Linked DNA regions of Homo sapiens: region 1 is linked to region 2. Evidence: chromatin contacts called from ENCODE Hi-C or POLR2A ChIA-PET data. All regions are on one chromosome and are shown on one strand. The core of a region is the stretch at or near the end of the contact, and the rest is flanking DNA. Distances in the headings are between cores, read along the strand shown.

Evidence for each region. Hi-C counts contacts between places; a loop is a spot of excess contacts on that map. ChIA-PET counts read pairs that join two places held with the same protein, here RNA polymerase II (POLR2A). Pooled maps may share reads with other maps.
Region 1: a loop to region 2 is called in a map with no recorded cell type, with 4 times the contacts of the local background. The contact joins the promoter of E2F6 here to the enhancer-like site in region 2. A Hi-C loop is called at or near these places in 2 of 37 single-sample maps with no recorded cell type and 3 of 50 pooled maps. POLR2A ChIA-PET finds 5 or more read pairs at or near these places in 2 of 52 experiments (K562 and activated CD8-positive, alpha-beta memory T cell).

What each region holds. Positions count from the first base shown.
Region 1 is chr2:11,464,746-11,468,648 of GRCh38, reverse strand. It overlaps E2F6 (E2F transcription factor 6), which reads left to right and starts at 2,488. Exons shown (of 7, transcript NM_198256.4): 1 at 2,488-2,877. The coding sequence starts at 2,770. RefSeq lists enhancers at 1,673-1,752, 2,180-2,736, 2,737-3,294.
Region 2 is chr2:11,375,457-11,379,524 of GRCh38, reverse strand. No RefSeq gene overlaps it. Among named protein-coding and RNA genes, the nearest start is that of LINC00570, 16 kb to the left of the region's middle. RefSeq lists enhancers at 1,115-1,324, 3,222-3,780. Within about 2 kb of position 1,349, at least 11 of the 41 ENCODE cell types and tissues checked have a DNase peak (open chromatin) inside an H3K27ac peak, as active enhancers do.

The DNA.
Region 1 (3,903 bases), core at 1,239-3,738, 88 kb before region 2:
TGGTCAGGCTGGTCTCAAACTCCTGACCTCAATCAAGTGAGCCTCCTGCCTCAGCCTCCCAAAGTGCTGAGATTATAGGTGTGAGCCACCATGCCCGGCCTTCTATAAAGTATTCTTGAAATAGCTGCCTCACAGGCAGATGTGGAAAAGCACCTGTAGTTTACAACTAATTCAGTTATTATTTTTTCTTCCTCTGCTGTGCTGCTATTGTGTGTTAGACACACTCTAATTTAGTACTTATGCTTTCTGCTTATGTATCTCCCCCAGGCTAGTAGCCCCTGGAACACAAGGTAAGGCCCCATCAGATTCAGTTCTTCCCTCAACACCTACCCTACTGCTTGGCCCATGAGAGATGCTTCAAAAAAAAAAATGTGCAAAAGATTATGTCTTGGGGAAAAGCCAGGTCACAGGCACAATAAGTGTGAGGATTGTGCCATTTCCCCGACTCTCCCCAGCTCTGTGCTCATGCTCTTTCTTTAGCCTGGACCACTTGCTACTCCGTCCTGATCCACACCCCACCTTTACTTGCCCAACCCCAACTCTGGTTGTAGAGAATCTAGTCGTCCTTGAAGAATCTTCCTAAAGATCTGAATGCCAAATTAATTAATCAGTTGTGGAGTCAAAGCCTGCCTCTACCACTGCCTACTAGGACCTTGAGTAAATTTTTGTAATCCTGCTGATCTTAATTTTGCTGATCTGCAAATTGGGCAGAAAAATACCTATCTTTCAGTTTTGATATGAGATTTACATAAGCAAATGCATGTGGAATGCCAAACACATAGCAGATGCTGAATAAATGCCTTCAAATGGCCATTTCTAACGGCTCTGGGAAATTCTCCATTCTGCAACAATATGCAGTCTTCTCGAGACCTCCGCTACGTTCTCTTTTTTTCTCATCGTTTATTTAGCAAACATTAATAGAGCATGTTTTATTTGCCAGACACTTTGCTAGATGATAGAGATACAAAGATTAGAAGCCAGGCATGGGTGTCTCACGCCTATAACTCCAGCACCTTGGGAGGCTGAGGCAGGAGGATTGCTTAAGGTAAGGAGTTCAAAAAATAAAATAAAATAAAACATAAAAAAAAATTAGCCAGGCATGGTGGCATGCACCTGTACTCTCAGCTACTTGGGAGTCTTAGCTGGGAGATCACTTGAGGCCAGGAGTTTGACGCTACAGTGAATTATGACCGTGACACTGCCCTCCAGCCTGGGTGACAGAAAAAAAAAAAAAAAGATTAGAGAAGGCCTCTGACCTCACAGTCTAGTGGGGAACCAGCTTCTTCGGGGATTTTTCCCTGCCTCACCTCGCCCACCTCAGGCTGTGTAGAAACCCCCAGTCTAACCAGTTGTTTCCCTCCAACTCTGTACATACCACGGTGTGTTGCCTTTTTATTTCAAACATGTGCTGGCCTCTGTTCTAATCACAGCAACCTGTATCCATTAATCCATTTAATCCTCACAACAACCTTATCAGGTAAGTATTGTCATTATTTGCATTTTCCAAATAAGGAAACTGAGGCACAGACAGATTAAGTAACTGGCTTAATAAGGTCTTCTAGTTTATACGTAGAGGCAGCCAGGACTTGAAAACACACCTTCTGGCTCCAGCTAAATTAACATGCTCTGTTTACTTATCTGTCCCCACTGAAATTGGAGGTTGAACCCGTGGCATATTCAAACGAATAAGTATCGCCTGTGCCCACCCCAATATCTGACACTATAGGTCAACGATAACTCATTCGTCAAACAGGAAGGAGGAAGGAAGGAAGGAAGGAAGGAAGGAAGGAAGGCAGGCAGGCAGGCAGGCGGGCAGGCAGAGGTAAAACGATTCCACAATGGTGTGGTTGCTCACATTTACTAAGCATCAACACTGACCTGCCTGTAAGATGCGCTAACAGAGCTCACGAATAAATGAAGGCTGGGTGTGGTAGCTCACGCCTATAATCCCAGCACTTGAGAGGCCAAGGTGGGAGGACGGCTTGAGCCCCAGAGTTCAGGACCAGCCGGGGCAATATACTGAGACCCTGTCTCTACTAAAATTAAAATTAAAAATTAGCCAGGCACAGTGGCGCGCGCATGTAGTCCCAGCTACTTGGGAGGCTGAGGTGGAGGATCGCTTGAGCCCGGGAATTCAAGGCTGCAGTGAGCCCTGACCACGCCACTGCACTCCAGCCTGGGCGACCAAAAAAAAAATTAAAATAAAAAAAAGGAATAAATGAACATCTCTGCGGCTCAGAACTTTCAGTTATCACCTCAGAACTTTCAGTTATCACCGTCGAGAATTCCAGGCGACCGCTGGGTTTTCCCGGTTGCCTCTTTTCTCTCACCCCTGTTCCCTTCCTCTGGAATTCGGCTCCACCTCTTCCTTTTCCTTTGCCAGCCTCTCCGTGGATTCCGCGGTCCGGGTTTCCCGGGCGGCAGCCGCCGGGAGAGGATCGGTGCGTGGGAGCGCTCCGGCAGCGGCGGGCATGCGCAGAGGGGGGCGGTGTACTGCGCATGCGGGAAGATGGCGGGCCGGGCGACTTGAGATCCGCGGGTCTCCCTCCTCTTTTTCCGTCTGCGTCGGGAGCTCCCGGGCACGTGAGGCCGTGCCGCGTTTACTGGCGGGCGGGACGGCCTAGCCGGGCGGCGCCTCGGAGGAAGCCGCGGACCCCTTAGGTGCTGGGCCCTTGGAAATCGGCGCGTGGGGGGCGGTGCTCGAGCTGAGCGCGAGAGGGCGGGAGAGCTCGTGGGGTGCGAGGGGAGCAGGACGCCCGGCCGGGCAGCATGAGTCAGCAGCGGCCGGCGAGGAAGTTACCCAGTCTCCTCCTGGACCCGACGGAGGAGACGGTTCGCCGTCGGTGCCGAGACCCCATCAACGTGGAGGGCCTGCTGGTAAGCTCCGGGACGGGACGGGGACGGGCGGTGGTCTCCCAAATCCGGCCCCCTCCTCCCCGCGCCGCCGCCAACCCCGCTGGCCGTCGTCTGGGTCGTCTGCTCCCCCTGGGCCAGGCGCTGCCCATCACGTGCTGCGAACTGCGCTCTCCCGCCTTCTGCTTTCAGCATCTGCTCACAGACGTGGTATCAGTCTTCTAGGCTTTTACATCGGAACTTCAGAGCACTGTTGGAGAAAATTGCTCAACTTTGCATTAGAGAGTCCATGTTTATCTCCTTCTATGGACTCTAGCTGTATCTCTGCAACCTATCATTTGTTTTTCTGCCTCCTCTCCCATCCTTCTGCTCTACTGCAGCCGTTTAAAACCTTGTCCACGCTTTATATTTCCCACGCCACAGCTCCCATTCATCAAATTATCTCCCCACCTGTTTGACAGAGAAAATGGTTAGGAAATTTGGCTCCCTTTCCTGCAAAGGCTGATTTCTTCTCTTGTTCAGGACCAGATGCTGTATTCCCCGCGGTTATCAGGGCCCTCAACAAATGCATTTTCTTTTTCTTTTCTTTCTTTTTTTTCTTTTTTTTTTTTTTTTTTGAGATTGAGTTTTACTTTTGTTCCCCAGGCTGGAGTGCAATGGCGCAATCTCAGCTCACTGCAACCCCCACCTCCCAGGTTCAAGAGATTCTCCTGCTTCAGCCTCCCATGTAGCTGGGATCACAGGCATGCGCCACCACACCCAGCTAATTTTGTATTTTTAGTAGAGACGGGATTTCGCCGTGTTGGCCAGGCTGGTCTCGAACTCCTGACGACCTCAGGTGATCCACCGAGCCCGACCTCTCCCCGTATTTTCAATTTCTCTGCTGCTTTCTTTCTATAACTAGTAGTAATTAAACATTTTCCCAAGTCATTATGCCTGGTTCCCCTACCAAATAGTTTGTGATTATTGCCTCATTTAATTTCTCATTTCTCACAGCAGTGTTTTATAATACTAAAAGATTATTATTCTTGTTTCACGGTTGCCAAAACA
Region 2 (4,068 bases), core at 100-2,599:
GCATGACTGTAGTTCCAGCGTCTCGGGAGGCTGAGGTGGGAGAATTGCTTGAACCCAGAAGGTCTAGGCTGCAGTGATGCCATGATGTAGCCATGATGACGTGTAGCCATGATGACGCCACTGCACTCCAGCGTGGGTGACAGAGCAAGACCCTGTCTCAATGATCACTGATTTCCTAAAGCTCCTTTAATTCCTGCTGGTAATACATGGTTACCGTATGCCAGAGCTGAACAAAACAAGGCATGGTGGGGGGCTCCCAACAGCCCAGGGTGTGGCCCAGCCTCAGTAAGAGAAGCAACCTTTCTGGAAGCTTCCAGTCAATGCCAGGCTTCTCTCTCTCCTGCCCATGGCATTTCGAACTCCCACTGTACAACAGATCAATTAGGGTCCCTTGCATCCTGTAGAGATCTCTGTACTGAGGGCCAGAGCCATGTCTGACTTGTCCTTGTCCCCATGGCCTCCTGCAGGCTCTGGGGCACAGCAGATGCCCAGTCAATGTTTACTGAACAAAGGAGGTGGTGAGGGACTCAGTGAGCCTGGCTTAGGCTGTACGCACAGGGCAGGGAGTGAGGTGGGTCCCCTGCCTCCCTTCCCAGAGCTCAGCCACTAGGCAGTGACAGGAGGCATCTATGGGTGAAAGGGAGCAGGCAAGAACCTCACCGCTGCCTGCCTGAATTCTTGTTTATTAAGGGTCTGATCTGGGCCCAGCACCTTTCATATAGTATCTCATTTAGTCTTCTCCTTGGCCCAAATGTGGTGAGAAAACGAGGCTCAGAGAGGCAAAATAGCTTGCCCGGGGTTGTATACGGTTAAGAAGCTCTGCAGGGGCTCATTCTGACTCGAATGGGCCCTCGTTCTGCTTTTAAGGAGAAGGAGCCAGCCTGAACCAGGTAGCCCCTGCTGAGTCCCCACAGGCCCACCGAGACCCTCCCTCATCAGAGGACTGAGAGGAAAGTTCCCAGGAAGTCCAGTGGCTATTTTAGGGGAAGGGACGGGCCATTTATCACAGCAGACAACATTCCCACTTGCTGCTACAACAAACATGGCTATTTCAGAGACTTCAGGCTGGAAAAAGCCCAGGGAGGAAGGGCAGCTTAGCCCGGTTTCGTTTTTGTGAATAAGAGAATGACAGCCATAGAAATAAGGCTGACAGTTCCGAGAGCGTTGGAAAGGGAAACATTTGTGCTTCATCACTCAACCCAGAAACTCTGGCAGAGTTCTAATCTCTGATGGACTCTGTCTGCTTAAAGGCAAAAAAATAATAACCATGAGTGGAGTGGGGAGCATTTCATCGCGTGACACATCAAACACCACCCTTCGCCCCGAGATGACGTCCGAGCCTGCAGAAGCCCTCTCTGTGTGGCTCCAAACACTGAGCATGATTAAATGGGTCATAAATGTTTGCAACCTGGCTGCAAAGGAGGGGAACAAACCGTTCTCCAGGGAGGTTGGAGGCCAGGCCCCTCCTAATCAGAAGGTGATTTTGGCTTTCAACAGGCCAAGGTTTCATACCTTACCACATTTTCTCACTTCCTTAAATGTTCTTTCTCTAATAATTCTGTTTTGTTGTTTGTTTGTTTTGAGACAGTCTCCTGTCTTGGCCCCCCGAGTAGCTGGGATTACAGGTGTGTGCCACCATGCCTAGCTAATTTTTGTATGTTTAGTAGAGACAGGGTTTCACCATGTTGGCCAGGCTGTTCTCGAACTCCTGACCTCAAGTGATCTGCCCACCTCAGCCTCCCAAAGTGCTGGAATTACAGGCATGAGCCACTGCGCCCGGCCTTTCTCTAATAATTCTAAATGTGGGCCACAATCAGGCATTCAACAAATGTTACTGAGCATTGGCCGGGGCAACATGGGGGCAGTCAACCCAGGAGGTCCAAGGAAGTTCCTGGACCTGGGGAAGCTAAATGGATAGGAATTCCCCAAGATGACCTGCCAGACAGTGGGGTCTTGGGTCTTGATGACTAGACCTTCATTAAAAAAATGTTTTTTAAAAACATTTTTTCTTAGAGACAAATTTTTTAAAAACATTTTTTCTTTCTCATTCTGTCGCCCAGGCGGGAGTGCAGTGGTGTGATTACAGCTCACTGCAACCTTAAACTGCTGGACTCAAGCCACTCTCCTGCCTCAGCCTCCCTCGTAGCTGGGACTACAGGCACTCACCACTGCACCTGACTATTTTTTAAAAGTTTTTGTAGAGACGGGGTATCATTATGTTGCCCCGGCTGGTCTTGAAGTCCTGGCCTCAAGTGATCCTCCCGCCTGCGCCTCCCAAAGTGCTGGGATTACAGGCATGAGCCACGTGCCCAGTCCCGAGACCTTCATTTTTCTAAAAAAATTTTTTAAATATTCTTTTAAAGTAAATGTCCTGTGGCATCCGGCCAGCTACAGTTGCACTGAAAAGAAACACAAGATGTACCTGCCTCTCCCCAGAGGCTCTGGTTGCACGGAGGTTCAGGGGAAGGCAGACAGGGAGGAGGGGCTGCTGTTGACCTGCGTTCCCTGCTCTGATCTCTCGCTTATTCCTTTGCAAATCTCTTCTGAGCCATTGCGCCATCTGAGCTTCATAACGGCCTTGTGAAGAGAAACCATGAGATACAGAACAAAAGCAAAGGCTTCCTGTAGAGAAGCCATAGGGCTTTGAGATAAAACTGAACCTATTTTTTACCAAGGTTTATTGTTTCTCTTTCTCAAGTACTGTACCATTGTTTTTTAATAACAGCTTTATTAAGCTATAGTTCACATACTATAAAATGTCCCCCTTTTAAGTTGTACAAGTCAATGGTTTTTAGTGCAGTCACAGAGTTGGATAACCATCACCATTGTCTAATTCTAAAATATTTTTATTACTCTAAAAAGAAATCCTGTACCTATTAGCAGTCACTCTCTACTCCCCGCTTCTCTGGGCCACTTTTTTGAAGGGAACAGCTGATGCCACCTCAGCTCAGGACCAGGGAGGGCCTTTTGTTTTATAAAGAAGTTAATGGGAGCCAAGGGTAGGAGAGGTCTTGGCCTGAGATCCCACTGGAGCTAGTGGCAGGGACAAGGAGAGCGTCCTAGTGAGGTCCACAGCTCAGCACTACAGGGCCTTGGGAGGCTGGTGGGTGAATCAGATCAGTGCCCCCCCAGGGGTACCAGGGAACTTGTTAAAACACAGATTTTGTTGGGGAATTCTGACGAGAGCCTCCAGGTCTGCCAAGCTCTCAGGGGATGCGAGGCGGCATCAGAGAGGCCTTGATGTGAAGTCGAATGACCTCTGGACTCAGAGTCACTCAGATTTGGAGTCAGACAGACCGGGATGTGGACTCAGCATCCCCCAGCATTTGTCACTTCAACGAAGCTCTTTCCATCACAAGAACAAAGTCTCACCCAAAGTAGTTTAAGCAAGAAAGGGAAAGTTACTGGAAGTGTAACTGGGGTGTTCTACTTCAGAGTTTGAAGCCAGGTCTCAGATGGCAATATTTACTTTATGAAGCCAGTGGATTCCCCTTCTAAGTCCAGAAAGCCCCATGTGACAGGCAGTATGGGTGGGGAGGCTGGAAGGAATGGGAGAGCCCAGTCTCACTGCCTTAACCTGGAAAATCCAACTGCCCAGAAGTACCTGGATGCTCACAGGAGCTGCTTTCTAAGTCATGAGGGAAGCACCATAGCTGGCTCCGGCCCTGGCTCTCACACACGATAGCCATCAGCGGCCCCACTGCCCTTCTCCAACGCTGGTTTTGGCTGGGACATACGGAGGGGCTGGCTTTGCCATGTCGGGGCTTGCCCCTGCCTCCCCGTCTAAGTGAGGCTACTCAGGATCTGCCCTCTAGGGACCTTCTGTCTTTGTGTCTCCAGATAGCAGCTGGTAGATTTTTCCAGTAAGTTTTTTTTTTAAAAAATCTTCCAATAGGCTATTGTGTTACATAAATTTAAACCCTAATAGAACATTCTGTTTCAAAAAGATAGAGCAGTAGAATCTCCGGGAACCAAAGGCTTCGAGAGTGACTGGAACAGGGAAGCTGGCAGAACCATCTGTCAGGACTTCTGGGGTCATTGTGTGACAGTTTCATTGACTGCTCTGCA